Linked DNA regions of Homo sapiens: region 2 is linked to region 1. The links are chromatin loops, found by intact Hi-C in ENCODE. Cell type or tissue: CD14-positive monocyte. All regions are shown on one strand.

Region 1 (5,000 bases):
TTTTAGAAGAGACAGGGTTTCACCATGTTGCCCAGGCTGGTCTTGAATTCCTGGGCTTAAGCTATCCGCCACCTCAGCCCCACAAAGTATGGGATTACAGGTGTGAGGTACATCACCTGGCCCAGTAGTCTATCTTTAACAAAGATAATCTACTTTGACAATTTTTTTGCTTGTTCACTTAAGTTTCATGAGATTAAAGGCAAACAATTATGGTGAAAGTTTAATAGTTTTGATGTAACTATGCTTATAACTCAGTATTTTTAATGATTATAATGTAGCATTTTGAGCACTCTAAATAATTAAAATTCAAGTTTAGACATTGTTTTATTTTGAGTTTTATGCTCTAATCCATAATTACTGTTGGCTGTATGTCTCTGGTCACAGTTCTTAGCCTCTCTGAACCTAGCTTCCTAATTTATAAGATGGGGCTGTAGCTATTATTTTCCTTACAGTATGCAGATGCGTACAAATTTCTTCAAACTTTGCTAGGCTTCAGTAAGACTGCTATTATCATTGCTATCTAGTAAGCTTTAGCATAATAATGGCGTAAACTTGGACTAGGCAATGTTTTTATGAATTTTAGCACATTTTATAAAATAAGCCTGCATGTGGGCTCATTGCATACCATTTAAGAAACAAAACTTCTTTTACAGAATTATATTCTTTCATTCCCTACTTCTTCCTCTGACATCCAAATAATTTTTTTAATTAAAAATGACCTATCTTCAGTAGTGAATTCACGAAGGTCCTCTCATCATCCATAAGACTCTTAAAACATGCACTAGGCAACAGGTGCCATGGTTGACTCTCCACGTGTGCAGGTGTCGCAGAAAAGCCAGCTGAATAACCAACCCTCCCAACCACACTGCTTGCCCACACCCTTGACACCCACACCACATTGTCCTATGTTCTCTAGGAAGTCTGCTTTGCTGGCATGGCTATGCTTTCTCGATTGCACAGTGTCATGAACTCACAAGGCATTCTTATGGGCAATGGCTGAAGTTTAGCAACAGTCTGCTGATTACTGGTGGTTTACAACATCTCACACAAATGGTGTGTTATTTTAAGTTGTGCTTTGGAATCTGGGCTCTCGATCCCACTTGGGACCACCCTGTGTTTAGCAATCATATAAGCAGCTGCTTGCTTACCTTGTTAACATCTGTCTTTCACATGTACCCTGTCCTGGAGATTGAATTTTAGGCCTCCACATAGCTCAGAGGTGACAGTGTTGAAACAGCTCTAGGATCTAGCTGGAGCATCTCTCAGGGCCACAGTTCACAGCTAACTGAGAGGTTAGTGATGTTAGCTCATTATAAGAACTATGTTCTATCTTATCTCATTCAGGCTGCTATAACAAAAACACCATAGACTAGGTGGCTTACAAACAACAGAAATTTATTTACCACAGTTCTGGGGACAGGGAAATCCAAGATCAAAGCACAACAGATGTGGTATCTGGTGAGGACTCACTTCCTGGTTTACAGATGGCCATCTTTTCACTGTAGCCTCACATGTTGGAAGGGACAAGGGACCTCTCTGGGGTATCTTTTATAAGGATACTACTCCCATTCACGAGGGCTCCACCTTCATAACCTAATCACTTTCCAAAGGCCCCACATCCTAATACTATCACATTAAGGATTAGGTTTCAACATATTAATTTTGAGAGGAGGCAAACATTCAGTCTGCAGCAAGCTCAATGTTAAGGTCTTCTGGGACCACAGTCTTCTGTACTCCATTCAGTCATTAATCCACCAATTTATTTATTCATTCAGGCAGTCAGTCAATTCATCAAGCATTTTTTGAATACCAAATTTTTCTGAATGCATTTTTTGAATGCCAGGCACTGTGTAAGAACCATGTATATACAACGAGCAAGAGACACAATCCCTGCCCTAAAGGATTGTAGTCCAGTGACTTTGTGTCTTCTAAGAGTGAGCCACCTAAGGGCAGTGTTCAGTAATAGCAATCAGTTTTCAGTTGTTATTGCAATTGATATTTCAACTGTGATAAAAAATTCTGTGAATTAATCTTTCAAAAGAATCACGTCTCCCTTTCATCAGTCCTTTTTGTATCAAAAAATACGGAGGTTTGAATATATAGAGTGCTCTAAGAATTCTCTTCAGAACTCTACTAAATGACCTGGATCCATTCTTTTGTCAGTAAAACAAATACCTTCAAGAGAGGAGTAAAGGAGTTTAGAAATCAAGATTATCAAGGAGACAATAAACAGAAATTCCTTTTATTTTACTGGAGGTCTCTGATCCTGGACAAAAATGGTAAACAGCAGAGACTGAAAAGTACAAAGTAAGGAAAACTGACAAGATGTTTGCTTTACACAGAAAGGTACTTCTAGTGTCCTGTTATTACCATTTCTTTGGAAGAAAAAGGAAGTGCCTAGACCATTGAAAACGTTTTTTTGTTCAGAAAAGAATTCCTAAATAAATACTAAACACACTTCTCATTATTTAATTTGGAATGTGCTGGGCTGACTGAATGTTTTTAGAAGCTCTTTTCTTAAGAAATTCTACTGAAATCATAGGGACATTCTTTGATAAAGACTTCCCCATAACAAATTTCTAGAGATATGCAGAAGGAGCAGCACTTTTACTTTTCTGATTTAGAAAGTACTCCAACTGCCTGCATTAATCACAATGCTTATATAATTGAAACTATTTCTTTTTTAAATTAAATGGAGTGAGGAAAAGAGACCCTCCTGCCCTGGAGCCTGGTCTACTTTTCCAGTCTAATTTTCTATCACCCGCCACTACATACACACCCTGTACTCCAGTTATACCATTCTATGTGAAGTCCCTGAACAAGGCAAGCTGAAAACACAAATGGCAGAAATATTTGAACAATTTCCTGGGCTTATTAAGGGATAGCCAGGGTGACGGCAGCAGAGCCATGGCAGGCAACCATGCTCTTCTTATATTAAATAAGACTCAGACATATATACCATTAGGGATCCTTGACTCATTATCTTTCTGATCAATACTTCCACAAAATATTCATTCCTTTGGCCACACATTTTGCCTGTGGGCTAGGAGTTAAACATTCCCTCTCCAGACTTATTCAAGGAGCTAATTGTCTTCTACCCAGACTATGGAAATGGTCTCCTAACCTCTTCCCCATTGGGTCCACTCTCTACACTGAAGCTAAAATTGCCTTTCTAAAATGCAAATCTGATTATTTAAAAAGAAAATTCTTTAATGGCTTGCCATTGCTTGCAGCGATTTCTAAGCAGAGGGTACCCCCTCCCTGCCCCACCTCACCCCAGGGAGTAAACATATGGAATATGGGGGGCATATCAGAGCCATCTCAGGGATTTTTCAAAGTTTCACATACACACAGGTATATGTGGCATCATCAACACCCCTCACCCATGTCCCTTTTGCTCCCATACACATTTCCTATCCCATGAAAATCGCTGCCATGCTTGTTGAGTGATGGGTGTTATGTTGTAGCCCTCAGTTATGCTGAGGCATAAAAATGGTTGAGCAGCCTCATGGCAGAATAAAGTCCAGATTCCTTAGCATGTCCTACAAAGTCCTGCACAATAGCCTCCCTGCTTGCCTTTTCAGTTTCATCTTCACCCATTCTCCATCACACACCCTGTGGGCCAACACCACCAGTCTGGAGAATTCCTGAACCAGGTTTGCTTTTTCGTACTTTTTTCTTTATTCTATTCCATTTACCCAGAATGCACTTCTCCTCTCACACAGCTAGTAAATTTCTGTTTAACCTTTAAGAAGGCACCAACAATTACATCTTCAGCCACAGCCTGCCCCTGGATTCCAGGCTGGTACATCTCCACTTGGATTTTTAGAAAGTATCTTAAACTTAACATGGCTAAAACAACCTCCTGGACCCGCTTCCTACTACTTATTCCTCCTGCAGTCAGCCACATCTCAGTTCATTGCAACTGACTCCCCAACTCATAATCCAAGTCTTTGCTGCAGTCTGTGAGAGCATGTATGATCTGATCCTATTCCTATCACCCTCCCCTCCCCCACTCTGCTCTAGCCACACTGGCCTCCTAGTCCTAAATACACCAAACACATACTGAGCTCAGGGCCTTCGAACTGCTGTTCTATCTGGAATGCTCCTCTCTCTTAGATGTCCCTGTGATTCATTCCCTTATTTCTTTCAAGTGTCTGATCATAAGTAATCACATCAGAAACCACTGTTTATGGGACAGTACCAATTCACCATCACCTTACATCCCCTCCCCTTGCTTTATTCTCCACAGTACTTACCACTACTTGACATCCTGCACTATTACTGTTATTATTTGCTCCCACTAGAACATAAACTATACAAGGGCCAGCTTTTATTATTCCTATTCTCTACCATATCTTCAGTTCCTAAAACAATACTTGGCATATAGTAGATGCTCTGTAAACATGTTATTGTCATTCGTTATTTGTTAACTCAACTGAAAAGTGCTGTGGGACTTCCATTTAAACATACTGCACTCAATATATAAATTTCCTTCAGTTCCTTCCTAAAACCCCATTAAATTAACAGCAAATAGATTTTCAAAATGACACAGAGAATGGAAGTGGAGACATCAATAAAGCCTAACCTGATCACCACATTTAAAATTATGGCCTCCTCTTCCCAGTCTCCTTACCCTGACTTTTCCTTCCATAGCACCTATTATCTTCCAATAAGTATAAAGAATGGGTAAGAGAGCTAAAGCTTCATTAGTAGGCAGTTTTAGACCTTATTGTAAACAAGTACACAATATATGTAACAGCCAAAAGAATTAGAAATTGGTTACTTCTGGGAAGTACAAACTAAGAATGAGAGGGGAAGGGACAGATAATTTATTGTTTTGTTTTTTAAATAAGGCTTCTAGTACTATACTTTTTCAATCATGTATGTTCATAATTTATGCCAAATAAAACTTCAATTAAAAAAATCCCAAAACCAAGAGGGAAACTGTATATGCAAGAAGAAAAGTCATAATGCAACTTTGTCTATTTTTATTCTTC
Region 2 (5,000 bases), 56 kb after region 1:
TGCAGCACTTGAGCCCAGGAGTTGGAGACCAGCCTGGGCAACATGGTGAAACCCTGTCTCTACAAAAAAATACAAAAATTATTTGGGTGTTGTGGCATGTACCTGGGGTCCCAGCTACTTGGGAGGCTGAGGTGGGAGGATCGCTTGAAGCTGGGTGGCAGAAGTTGCAGTGAGCCAAGATCACCCCACTGCACTCCAGTCTGGGTGACAGTCTCAAAAAAAAAATAATAAAATAAAATAAAATCCTGGAACTATGTTAGGCATTGAAAATACAAAGTGGGCAAGAAAATCTATACCTTCCCTAAATAACTATAAACAAAAATATAAGAAAATGATGTCTCTGAGGTTTTTTTTTTTAAAAAACTGTAGTACTGTATTACTCTGCCTGAAAATAAAGATGAATAGTCAGTCTCCCTTAGTCCAAAACAATTTATTTAACCTATTGAACTTGGCCACTAAAGAAAATTTGCAATATATTTTTAAAAACTTTCTCTAAAGAGTAAAAGATTTTCTGTAATGGTCTGAAGGACAAGCTATGGCTCTCTCAGCAATAGCTTTAACCATGAAAACACTTTTGTAGCATTACTGACTAAAAAATAAAGTATAGAAAAGAGGATGAATAAAAATAATGAAGCCAACAGCTAAATCTCAACCCTATACAGTTTCAAATAACAGTTAAACTAAACCACAAAATGCTCCTGAAAACCAAAGTAAAATTTTTCTTCCTGCAATACATTCCTGAAGGCAGACTGGTGAGATGGTTAAGAGGGCTGGCATGGGGTCACAGTTGTTTGTCACTGTATGACTTTGGACAAGCTATCTAAACCTATTTCTTCATTTAAAATAAAATGCTATTTGTCTCACTGACTGGTTGGGAGATTAAATGAGGTAGCACCTTTAAAGCCCTCACTTCATAGTAAGTGTTTAAAAAAAAAAAAGCTAGTTATCATTCACCTCAAAACACTATCAGTGTTTGAGGGTGCAAGCTGGAGCCACACTTCCTGGGTTTGAATCCTAGCATCATCACATCCTTACCTACGTTCCTGTTTCCTCCTCTGTAAAATGGATCAAATAATAGTACCTCCCTCATAGGGTTTCTGTGAAGCTTAAATTAGCTGATATACTTAAAGCATTAAAATGGTGCCTAGGATTTAGAAAGTGCTCAATAAATACTAGCAGCCATCATCATCTTCTCAATGAGAACATCGAGGTCAGTCCAACTGAGGGGAAGTGCACCATGACCCCAGGAGGAAACGCTCACAAAACTATCACTCAGAGAATGCTATTTTTAAAATATGTACAATGCATTGTTTATTCTCAACCTTGCAGTCTCTTCAGGAGACTAAAAATATCAAATATTTTGAGAAATATAGAATATTTGATGCCAAAAGTTTTCTTCTTCTTCCTGCTCAACTGCACATTTATAACTTTCAGCTAAATATTCCAAGTAACCAAACAGATCTGAGGAAAAAAGCAATTACCAATCTACTTCTTCATCAACCAAAGTCTATATACAGATAAAGCTAACTGATTCACCATACTAATAAAAACATGCTTACACAGTCACAAAAAATCCTAAATGCAGAAATATAAGTCCTGATGAAATGCAACAGATGAAAAAAATTACTTATAAACTTAAATATAATTTTTTAAAATTTTGATGTTTAATCAAAATACATTTTCCACTTTCCACAAATGCCAATGTATATTATCTTTCAACTGGCAATGTAACTCCTTGAATCTGTAAATTAAATATCTTTAATTCTGTATCACCAATTCTCCCCCTTTGATGTTTACATATGTGACTTCTTTTCTTACCAGTTGTGATAGTTTTGTGTCAACTTGACAGAATCACAGGGTACACAAGTATTTGGTCAAACATCATTTCTGGATGTGTCTATGAGGGTGTTTCCAGAAGAGACTAAACTGAGTAAAGCAGACTGTCCTCCCAATGTGGGTGGGCCCAAACAGAACAAAAAGAGAGGGAAGATTTTCTCTCGGCCTAACTGCTTGGGCTGGAACATTGGTCTTCTCCTGTCCTTTGCCTGGGATTTACACCAACAGTGGTCCTAGTTCTCAGGCCTTTATATTCAGGCTGGACCTATTCCACCTGTTTTCCTGGGTCTCCAGAGTGCAAATGGCAGATTGTGGGACCTCTCAGCCTCCAAATTACAAAAGCCCATTCCCATAATGGCCAATTCCCATAATCTAGCCAATTCTAGATATAGATAGATAAACAGATGTAGGTGTAGACATGGATCTACTGGTTCTGTTTCTCTGGAGAACCCTAATATACTAATTAAAGCTGCTCAGGCCAAGCCCTTTTTCAAATTCCCATTAGAAAAACCCAGTATCCCTTTCCTAGTACTCACTCTCCAGAATCTCCCCACCTAGGATAATACACCACACTCTTCCTCTTCCCTGACACTTTGGGAAATTAGTTTCTGGGATACCGTATTCTCCTGCTTCTCTTAATACCTCTGTGGAAAATCCTTCTTATGCTTTTTTCCCAGAAAATTTTTACTGCTTTTACTGTGCAAAGAACGTGTATTTCATTATCATATTTAATCCCCAAAATTATTTTATGGGTAATTTTGTTGGAAATAGATGAGGAAAGTGAGATTTAGAATGGTGAAATAACCTACCCAGCATTATTCAGTGAGTGGTCAGGTTTATTTTTGACTTCAGGTGTGTCTGAGTCACAGTCAAGATTTTAGCCATTATGCCTCACTTCCTTTCTCCCTGCAAGCTGCCTGCAGTGTCTCAATCCTGGGACTTCCCACAAGAATATGGCTGCATGGCTGCACGTGGTCATTTGCTCACTCCCACCTCCTTCCTCATAACCTGCCGTCTAAGGTGCTCATTTATACACCTAAAACTAAATTCTTCCAATCAGAACTTTCTTAACTTCTTCACTACATTTTCTCAAACCAATTATTTGGAAATCATCTTCATTTCTTCCCTATCCTTTTTCTTTCATTCCAATTTTCTCACCAAAGTCATGCTTTTTTTTCCTAAGTACTGTTTCATTACTCTGCAGTTTTTCAACAGATTCCTGAGACTATTCCAGAATTCAACATCAACCTCCAGGGTAACTTTCCTCCTTTTGACCTTTTTCCTGAACCCAATAAATATCACATATACTTGTGGGTTAGTTTCTCTGTTCCTCTAGCCCTTTGTCTGCAAACTCCTATGGGTGAGTCATGACACTGATTACAGATTTTCAGGGGAAGCGCCCCACAAAAAAAGTACTACTAACCTCACTTATGCAATCTAATCTGGTTCACTCATTTATGAATTTAGCTAAACCGTTCTTGACATTATGTGTATTTTTGGTATGTCCTTATATCATATCTTCTAGGATAAGATACTATAAGTTTACTCTCTAATAGTAATAATGCCTCTAAGAAGCACTAATACAATGTTCAAGGATCTACTATGTTAAATGGGAAAGGGTTATATTAGCAGACCTGAATTGCTCAAACCATACACATTCCCAAGAGAAGTCTTCAGGACTGGCCCTTTACCAGCTCATGAGAGACGAGCCCTTGGAATATTCTGCCTGATAAAGAGGTTTTTATACACTCGAGGCCTTGGGTTACATGGCAGTAACACTTTAGTTAACTAGATGACTCATGATAAACTCCTATCTTTGCTCTGGAGAGGCTGGAGTCTGAGTAGCTGAAGTCAGTCACATCTAACTACAATAAAAGCCCAGGACACCAAGGCTCAGGTGAGCTTCCCTGGCTAGCAACGCTTTGCATGTATTGGCACACATTGTTGTTTTGAGTACAACTTCAGTAGGAGTGGACACCTAGAAGCTTATGCCTGTTTTCTCCTGGGCTTTGCCCCATGTGCCTTTGCCCTTTGCTAAGTTTAATCTGTATCCTTTGGCTGTGTTAAATAAAGCATAACCAGATGATAACAAATGTTGTAAGTCCTTCTAGTGAATTGCCAAGGCTGATGGTGGTCTTGGGGACTGCTTCCCCATCCATATGCCCTTTATCTTCTTTTTAGTTAAATCATCTAAGTTCCTGTTAGAATTATGAGTAGCTTGCCATAATACTTTGTCCCATTATAAAAGAAAATGTGATACTTTCACCACATCTTTCTCTTTAGTCAACTTTTGCTATTTTTCTCTGACTTACACCCAGAAAAATGACTAAGAATGTTGCTGTTGAAGCAAAGGACAAAGCAGAATACACTGGACTGACACATTTTTTAAAAGGCTTTGGGAATATTCCAAAAATGAAACATACAGATGGTAAGCAAAGGGCTAAAAGGAAGTTCATTGGAAAGTAATTTATGGGCATTAAACCTGTAACTGCAGTACATCTGATTGAAATAAAAATTGTATATATTGGATGAGTATATATGGAGTGGTGCTTTTATTACTACACATGAAGTTCTTTTACATTCTTTACTTATATACAAGCATTCCTCATTTTTCCAGACTTCAAGTACTCATCAGTGATAAAATTTACTTTTTTTTTTTTTTTGCTGTCTTTAACATTTCCAAACATTTTTATATGTACTTATTTTGATTCTCACTTTTATCACACAGATGAAAACCTTTGAGTTCTTTGGCATTAAAATCCCAGCATACTTTTCAAATGTCCTCCTGTGAATCATAATCAACTCAGAATACCACAGACTTGGTTTGTAAAACAATGATACATAGATGTAGTTAACCCAAAGACGTAGGCACTGCCTTCTTAGACTTCCCCAACTCAGTTACTGGCAACTAATCCTGCCAGTAATTGGACTCAACCCCACCCCCTCCTTTTCTCCCTTCCCTATTTCACTCTCCATATCCAAACTATCAGCATATTCTGTTGGCTCTACTCCAAATCCGTCCAGAATCCAGCCACTTTTACCACCACCATACAGCCATACCATGTCTTGCCTGCGACAGCCTCCAAATTTGTCTACCTGCCTTCACTCTTACCTCCCTAAGATCATTCTCCACATAGAAGCCAGAGTGATCCTGTTCAATCCTA

Evidence for each region. Hi-C counts contacts between places; a loop is a spot of excess contacts. Peaks named below come from ENCODE experiments on the same cell type or tissue, not always from the same donor. Only the 100,000 strongest peaks of a DNase experiment are listed, where the experiment ranks them.
Region 2: it touches region 1 in a loop (4-fold over the local background); 9 of 110 quality-filtered maps call a loop at or near these places.

Annotation. Positions count from the first base shown.
Region 1 is chr6:116,441,236-116,446,235 of GRCh38, reverse strand. It overlaps DSE (dermatan sulfate epimerase), which reads right to left. Exons shown (of 6, transcript NM_013352.4): 6 at 1,375-5,000. Among named protein-coding and RNA genes, the nearest start is that of CALHM6, 18 kb to the left of the region's middle. In CD14-positive monocyte, CTCF peaks have their summits at 1,801 and 2,003; a DNase peak (open chromatin) is centred at 1,915; H3K27ac peaks cover 542 bases.
Region 2 is chr6:116,385,313-116,390,312 of GRCh38, reverse strand. The region is part of intron 1 of DSE (dermatan sulfate epimerase); the gene reads right to left. Among named protein-coding and RNA genes, the nearest start is that of DSE, 17 kb to the right of the region's middle. RefSeq lists enhancers at 930-1,029, 1,060-1,109 and silencers at 3,632-3,701, 3,593-3,887. In CD14-positive monocyte, no CTCF peak of the experiment used is centred here; DNase peaks (open chromatin) are centred at 2,762, 3,212, 3,642 and 4,712; H3K4me3 peaks cover 1,068 bases; H3K27ac peaks cover 4,120 bases.